Regions from separate parts of the Homo sapiens genome. Here region 2 is linked to region 1. A link is an interaction called in ENCODE POLR2A ChIA-PET data of the cell type or tissue named here. Cell type or tissue: endothelial cell of umbilical vein. All regions are shown on one strand. Links, peaks and the distances in the headings refer to the core of each region. The heading gives the core; the rest is flanking DNA.

What was found. Peaks named below come from ENCODE experiments on the same cell type or tissue, not always from the same donor. Only the 100,000 strongest peaks of a DNase experiment are listed, where the experiment ranks them.
Region 2: POLR2A ChIA-PET joins it to region 1 with 8 read pairs; 2 of 35 experiments call an interaction of 5 or more read pairs at or near these places.

The regions. Positions count from the first base shown.
Region 1 is chr5:45,452,296-45,456,706 of GRCh38, forward strand. All of the region lies in intron 3 of HCN1 (hyperpolarization activated cyclic nucleotide gated potassium channel 1), which reads right to left. Among named protein-coding and RNA genes, the nearest start is that of HCN1, 240 kb to the right of the region's middle. In endothelial cell of umbilical vein, for the core only: no CTCF peak of the experiment used is centred there; a DNase peak (open chromatin) is centred at 2,016.
Region 2 is chr5:45,398,252-45,402,662 of GRCh38, forward strand. All of the region lies in intron 3 of HCN1 (hyperpolarization activated cyclic nucleotide gated potassium channel 1), which reads right to left. Among named protein-coding and RNA genes, the nearest start is that of HCN1, 300 kb to the right of the region's middle. RefSeq lists an enhancer at 644-1,164. In endothelial cell of umbilical vein, for the core only: no CTCF peak of the experiment used is centred there; no DNase peak of the experiment used is centred there.

The DNA.
Region 1 (4,411 bases), core at 236-4,235:
GGTAAATACTAGAAGGGTATTTAGTTTTTTTTTTTTGTTTTTTTTTTTAGGTTCCAGGGTACATATGCAGGTTTGCTATACAGGAAAATTGCAAGTCACAGGGGTTTGATATAGAGATTTTTTTTTTGTCACGCAGGTAGTAAGTATAGTACCCAGAATAAATTACATCTCTAAAAACAGCAAACACTTCTAAAAAATGATGGGGTATATAAGATAGTAAGATAGAACCCAATAGGTAGTTTTCCTATCCTCTCCCTCTCCCACCCTCCACCCTCAAGTAGGCCTCACTGTCTGTTGTTCCCTAAAAGAGTATTTAAATGTTAATCATAATGGCCCTATGTCTAGACCCTCAAAGTTTAAAGAAAATGGGCCAATTAGTCTATTCTATATTTTAAGATCTCATTTAATAAATTGCTTACAGTGGTTGATACATTATAAGAATATATGTATAAAATAGCTGAAATAAGTTAAAGGTTTAAAAGCCAAATTCATCATAAAATTTACTCATTACTCCAGAATAAATTACATCTCTAAAAACAACAAACACTTCAAAAAAAATGATGGGTTATACAATGGGGTTACGAAATGTTCGTTTTAGGTTTCAAAAAGTGTCCCTCCTATTCTTTCTTATATCCCGCATTTATCACATGGCTTTCTTCATGTCACTTCTGATTCTGTCATATATCTCTAGAGTAGCATAATTAGACTGGGGTATAAAGCAGGAGGGATAAAAATGAGATGGAATAGAAAAAGCAAAGTGTGGAGAGCCTTTCATTATGGGAAGCAACTATATAATCTTGTCTGGAAAATTATCTGAAAATAGGCAACTTAGCTTACATAATTTAAGTCTATATAAGTCTCTTTTAAACAGAGAATGATAACCTTGAACTCTTTAGAAAGAGAAAGTTCATATGAATTGCCTGACATCCGTATATCCGTAAATTGAATAATACAGTAGAAACTATTAGTCTGCTATTCCACTGATTCCCAGATTGAAGACAATGTTACTATTTTATTCCAATCTGCATCAATTCAAAACAACATTTTTATGTGAAACGTAAATATATGAGGAGTTCAGAAAAAATAAGATATTATAATTGCCTTTCTTTGCCAGATTCTTTTGAATTTACGACAGTAGTAAAAGGAAAGACCCTAAAACCCAACACACACATACAAAACACAATGACTTTTCACGTATTTTTCATATACATTCTGAGCTCTTCCAGCAGTGCAGCCAATTCATGGTTGTTTTCTATAAACATAAATTGGCAATGGTTTATAAAAGATGAAGTTGTCTGGGGCTCATGAAGTAGAATGGTATGGTGGGTTCATCCTTAATCCAAGGGGAAATATGGATTTTATAACCAGCTACCATACTGTCTCTGGCTTTATGCAAATGGAATAACAATTCTGTTTCAGACTCTTTATCTTTAAAATGGTAAATGTATTTTTACTCATTTCCTTCAAAATAGGTGAGATAATGTGTTATACATACATGAATACTATATTTGTGAATGTCTCAACAACATTTAGAATAGCAAGGATATAACGGAGAACTAAGTCTAGCAAATTAATCATTTTGGAGGAAATATTAGACAGCAAAATACTTTTTTTTCTTCAACTTTATCAGGTGCCACTTGTTAGATAAGGTAATTTCATGAATAGTGCTTCTTCTGCTATTTGTTGCTTAAAATTTAAGAGCCAGTCTATGTAAGCGGGAACAAAAACATGTTTGGAACTTAACGGCTTGGTCTTACATTGCTAAAGCAACTCAAGGTCACCATAGCCAATATACAATCTCATCAATATCCTGTATCCCTCTCGATGATGAAATTATAGTTCGATTTAAAATTTTCTGAAATACACATTTTATCTGAAAACAAAATATCAGATTAGAGTTGATTTCCTTATTTTTTTCCTGTAAGAGAATCCACATCTGAGAAGGAAGAACACAGTATGTGAACCCTTTCCCTTTTGTGATGAGGTCATGTTTCTATCCAATAGAGAGCAGTTGCCAGGCAGACTTTGCTAATTGGGAGAGACAGGACAGCAAAGGAGAATCGCAACACTCAGCAGGCTGCTGACCTACTTTATTATTATAACTCATAGGAGCTACGAAGGCATTTTTTTTTCCAGTAGAGCTACAGTGACTTGTCAGCAAATTAGTTACCCTTTGTTAGGTCTTAAAAAAAAATAAAAAAAAATAAAAAAAAATAAAATCTTTCTGTTATGGCAGTACGTTCTATTTTAAAAAATTAATATTATCAGAATAATACAATTTCTAAGCCATAGAAATTCAAATCTAAAATAGATTACTGAATCTCAAGAGAGGGGAAATATATTTTTAATTAAGAGATTTTTTAGCTCATTTCTTCGTAATATTACTTTGGCTATATTATGTCAATCAGTCATTACCTAAGTAGTTAAATGGGCTCTGTAAACAAAAAGTGAATCTATTTTAATTTTGCCCTTAAATATTTGATAGAATGGCAATAGATAAAATAATTGTCCGGGTTTCTATATTCTAATTGTATATGTGAGCTTACATATGAATAATTCTCATTGCTTTTTTTCCAAATTATTTACTTAAAATATCAATAAATAGCTCTCTCTTCTCTGCCCACCCAGCACACATTTATTGGGATGATTATAGTTTTTGAGCTAGAAGTGCCTGAAGTATCTTGATTCCCCACTCTATTGAAGGTTCCTGATCTAAAGCCAGCTAATACTACTTGAAATGAATGTCTCTCTATTTTGTGTCTCCCTGGCCCTCGGTTTTTCATAGATTTTATTTCAATCCACACAGGGCTACTACTAGAACACCACTGGATGAGTTAGAAAACAGACTGTACTCCCTGGGTATCTAAATTAAGAAGAGAAAATAGGCTTGCATGGCTTCATTTTCAAGGGAACACAGTTTGGAAAACAGAAAAAAGGGGAGTAATTCACCAGCACTTGAACCATGCTCTTTGGGCAGTGCAAACATTTCAGAGCTCTCAATTCAAATTCCTATTAATAGATATGTCATATAATTTACCATTTCACTGGATTATAAATGTATTCATTGTTGAGCTTACATTTTGTCAAGTTTTATATAGTTTTTAGTACCCAGAAAAGATAGTTTGAATAAAAGCATGTTAGAATGTAAGCCTAATGAGGGCAGGGACTTTGTCTCATCCTCTACCATGTGTTTAGTGCCTAGAATAATGTCTGGAACAAAGAAATACTCAATAGATCATTTAAATGAAAAAATACATAATATACACTTAATTCATAGCTAAGAAGCTACGTACAAGAAAGTCAAGTGACTTGCATAAAATCAGCAGATTTAGGGGTTGAGGTAATTCCGATATGTATGTCTTTAAATTTAATTCTGCAAATTTCGCCCCCTATGTTTCTGTACAAACGAGTTAGGATAGGCTATGTTATGTGTGAGCTTCAAATTAAGACATGCTTCTGGAACTCAAAAAAAAAAAAAAAAAAAAAAGGGTTGAGGGCATTATAGCAGCTTTTCAATGCTTATACCTATAAGTGAAATATACTGCTATTCATAGGCCATTAATTATTAATTAATAGCACAGACAGGTACCCATCTAACTGAAAGGCAGCTAGAAAATATGGAAAGCACGTGGCTATTTGGTTGTTAGTAAGTGTCCCTGTCACATTGTTTCAAATAAAAGTAAAATAGAGTAACCTAGATTTTCCAGTGGAATCCCTTATTCTCTCCATATAGATTTTACTAATTAGACCATTACAGACATTTTTTATATCAGTTTTTTTCTCTGATATTGCTAGATTGGTTTACGCATCTTAACTTTTTGGAAATTAATATATCTATAGATATGTAGAGAATTAGAGGCTTATTAATTTTGACTTCAGCAATTTAGAGTATGTCCACGAGTTCTAAATTCAGTAATTTAGAGTATGGTCAAGTGATTGATTACTTATCTTTGAAAAAAATAACTTGAGATGCACAAATCATTAAAACAAAAACTGTATAAGGAAGACCACTTAAATAGATAACTGAATAATTAGTTTGCACATATTTTAAAAAATGCTGATAATTACCATTTTGATTATAAACAATATTTTAGTTAGCAACACATGCAGAGTTGGTATAGGAGTTGTCTAGGATGCAGATACATGAAAGACCAATTGTCTGCACTGTAGAATAGCACTTATCAAAATTAAATAATGCACAGATTCCTTCAAATCACAACAAATGAATCATTACAATGAAATACCCTTGACTTGGGTTAAATTATTTTGATTATAATGTTACTCAAATAAATACAAGTATAAAACTAAAACAAACATAATTTTACAAATCAAATACAAAATAATGAATCAACAAATACATCTTAATGTAAATTTACTGTGATGAGTAATGCTGTTTTGCTAAAACCAAGTA
Region 2 (4,411 bases), core at 412-4,411, 54 kb before region 1:
TAGGTAATTACAGATTTACATGCAAGTTATAAGAAATAATAGAGAGAGATTCTATGTACTCTTCACTCAGCTTCCCCAGAGGTAACATGCTGCAAACTATAGAATAGTTTCATAGTCAGGAAATTGACATTGATATAATGTACTCATCTCATTTATAGCTCAGTAATTTAAGTGTACTCATTTGTGTGCCTATATGTGTGTGTGTGTATTTATGTCTATGCAATTTTGTCACATGTGTAGGTTCATGTATTTATTACCACAGTCAAGACACAGAATAATTCCATCACAAGGGTCACTTATACTGCCTTTTATTGAATTGAATGTTAAATTTAAATGTATGCAAGGATGTTTTAGTGTTTCTTCTGATATTTCCTGTAACTTGTCAAGGCCGTGCAAAAAATTGAAAGTAGTTTCAAGATTTGCATATAATTTAAAATGCCTGTTTATATATTGTATTGCTATATTTTTAGTTACAAAGAAAGTTTAATTTAAAAATTATCTTCCTTGTTAATAATTGGTTTAATTTAAAACTTCATATAAAAATCGTGTTATTTTCCATCAAATGTGAGTCTTAAATTTAATTTGTATTTCTAAGTTTATGGACATCTGCTGTGCAATTTTGCAGCAGCTTTCAAAACTGGACATTGTAAACACTGAGGAATTCTAATGACTTTCTAAAGTGCTTACTGCCGTGCCCATGTGTAAACATTTATTTTGTAATAATTTATTTACAAAGTTTACTGCCTGAGTGCCATGGGTATTGTCTTGGAATTTAGGTGGGAGATTTAATATCTGTTTAGATACTACAGGGATGGTCCCTTGGGACTGATGAGCAAGCTCTCTACTCACCATGGGTGTTCTCCCTGCCTGCATGGATAGCCACTTTCATCTCTCACGACTGCCTTTGTTGCTGCTGCTTCTCCTGCTGCTACAGATAGTCACTCCTAATCTGGGACCAGTCCTGGTTTGGCCACATCAGGGACACATAGCATCTAGACTGCTGAGTGATGCATATGCTGCCTTGCTGCTAGGCCAATTGCATGTCTCCTGTGCCTACAGGCCTGAATCTGTGTGTGTGATGCTGCCATCCTGCAGCTCTGCTGCTCATGTTCACACCCTGTTGTCCTAGTGGACTTCACTTACAAAACATAAGTTCAAAGATAAAATTATTAAGAGTTTCAAGATGGCAGGAGCAGAACATTAAACCAAGCACAGGGTTCTTTTGACAGTGAGGGGCTCTGTGCAACTTCAAGGTCACATATCAATGAAGCCAAACCTGCATTTGTCAAATTAACTCTTAAATTATCATAAACTTTTCAAGCTATTTTATTTTGAATAGATATGGGTAGTTTTGTTTGTTGTTAATAGGGTTTTCCAACATCAAATTTGTAGATTTAAACAATAAAACAGAAGATTGAAAAGCCCAGTCTTATAAACCTTGGAACTGCACATAGTTGCTAAAAAATAAAGAAAATAACTAGCCCCATTTAGCTGAAAGGATTGAGGTTCTTAAAGTGAAATTCACTATTATTTAATTATAATAAAAGTCCTGCTCATATTAAATTATCCTCTCTATATATGTATTTTCGCAAAAGTAAAAAATAAGATTTAATTTTAACACAAGAAAATTAGTTGTATGTCATATTTTAATATGTACATAGTATAATAAACTCATGCAAAAACTCTTATTTTGGAGAATGAGCAAATTTATACTTTACTTTATCAGTGAAAATGTATAATACTCAGAAATACATCTAAGATTTCCAAAATTCTAGATGGTCCATGAACAAGAAATGGTATATTTACATTTACTAAAATGTAAAATCTAATTCAAGATTTCCTTTCTCCACATAAGGGTACAGACAAGGTATATTGTTAAAGCATCTTGAGGTATTTAGATAAAATGGAAATAATAAAAAGTTCAATGGGGTGTCGAGTGGAGACTACACTTTATTTCTATTGGTATTGTTTATTTCTTTTTGTATGAATGGAGGCAGGGTATGGAGCTGGAAAAGAAAGTTTAATTCAGTTTTTCAGAATAATACAGCTATGTCTATTCTCATTTATTTCACTAGAGACACAAAACACACACCTGTGTATACATGCTCTTAAATGACTTGAAATAAATATATATTAAAAATGCTTTTTTTTTTTTTTTTTTTTTGAGATGGAGTTTCGCTCTTGTTGCCCAGGCTGGAGTGCAATGGTGCAATCTCAACTCACTGCAACCTCTGCCTCCTGGGTTCAAGTGATTCTTTTGCCTCAGCCTCCCGAGTAGCTGGGATTAGTACCACCATGCCCAGCTAATTTTGCATTTTTAGTAGAGACGGGGTTTCACCATGTTGGTCGTACTGGTCTCGAACTCCTCGAACTCAAATTCCATCACCTCAGGCGATCCACCTGCCTTGGCCTCCTAAAGTGCTGGGATTACAGGCATGAGCCACTGTGCCCAGCCTAAGAATGCTTTCTTATTTTTAAAATCATTAGCAACTTTTCTATTTTCCATTCTTCACATGTTTCCATTCCTCTTTCTCTACCTACATTTCCCCAAAATCAGGTATGGATCATTCTGTGCCTTTCTCCATGTTCATATAATCACACACACATGCACATACACAAATCCATGATTCTGGCTTTTTTTCCCACAAAAATGAATCCTATTATATATGCTCTTATTGTTGTTATCACATATAAAATGCCTCCAAATAATCTGTTGTTCACATAACTATGTAATAGTTTGTTGATCACACCATAGTTAATTCAGTCATTTTTTCCATTGTTCTCCAGCTTTTGCCACTACAAACTATTCTTTAATTAAAAACTTTATCCATATATCTTTTCTTTCTGTCAGTAACACTCCCAAGAGTGTGATTGTTGGTTCAAAGAGTAAGATTTTCAGTTTGATTTTAAAATATATTGCCAGATTGATTTAAAAGGCAGTACCTTTTCCAATGTGTAAAAATATACTGTATCACCTTATAGAGTGAGAAATAATAACCCATTGTTATTTTTATTAGCATTTCCCTAGCCAAGGAATTTGAGAAGGCGTTCATGTATTTATTTACCAAATGGGCTTGCTCATCTCTAATGAAATTTTTTTTTCCTTATTAATTTGCAATGCCTCCTTGAAGACTGGGTATCACCCCTTTAACTGATATGTGCTATAAATATTTATTCCTAATTTATCATTTGCCTATTGACCTTCTAATCATATAATTACTCATATAAATATTTCAATTAGTTTATGTAGGAAAATTAAATCTGTAAGTTCCTTGGCAGCTGCTGGATTTCTCATAATGATTAAAAAGCTATCTCTAAATAAGATTATTCCTATGTCCTGAATGTTTTTTCAGATTATTTTATTTTTTATATTTACTTATACTTACACGTATTACCTAGAGAAAGGTTTTTTTTTTTTTTGGATATAGAAAAGTTCACATTTTCTTTATTCTAAATTAATGGAATGTCTTTTGTGCCAGTATATAACTTTTAGTAAATCAACAGGTCTCCATATAGAGAAATATATCTCTTTTATTATATATTGTCTCTATAAAAATGGTATTTGTGTCTGGGCTCAATATTTTGTTTCACTGCTCTGTTTAGCCACTTTTATACTGAGTTTTAATTAAACAAGGTTTAATTAAACAAGGTCCTTGTTTAAAAAACAAGGACCATCTCAATTCCAACAGGGGTTTAAACTGAACTACTGTGTGAGGGAATTTGAGTAAGACCATGGGTCATGCAGGTAAAAATCTAAAACACGAAGTTTGATGGGGAGTAGGAGTATTTGGAGGCTGAGAAAAGTTACCAAACCCCATAGTATGTGTGTGTACATATATAAAATTTTAGCCAGTCTAAATTGTAGAGAAGAAACAGGAGGGAATGAGGAGCATACCAGAAATATGACAGAATAGGGAACATACCAGGCAACACAGTGATGACCAGAGTCTGAGTCCTTAAACATTTTCAGTACAAAACGGGAAGCCAATGAAAACTTGTGAGCAGAGAATGATATGATCTAAACCGTATTTTAGGAAGATTGATCAGGCAGAATTGCAGAGTGCTGGTTCTTAACTAAGGATGATTTTACCACTTAGGAGACATGGCAACATACAACATCAGCAGACATTTTAGTTTTCACAACTGGCAGAGGTGCTATTAATATCTAAAGGGTAGAGGCCAGTGATGCTGTTAAAAATTCTGCAGTTCAGAGGAGACTCCCTCTCCTGCCTCACAACAAAAAATTGGGAGGTCCAAAATATTAGCTGTGGTGAGGCTGAAAAATCCTGAGGTAGAGGAAGGATGTAATAAGGACCAAATACAGAAGTCAGTATAAATGTTATTACAAGTTTATGAGAAGTGAAATGAGAACTTAAATAATATAAAAGTATAAAGCAACAACAATAACAAT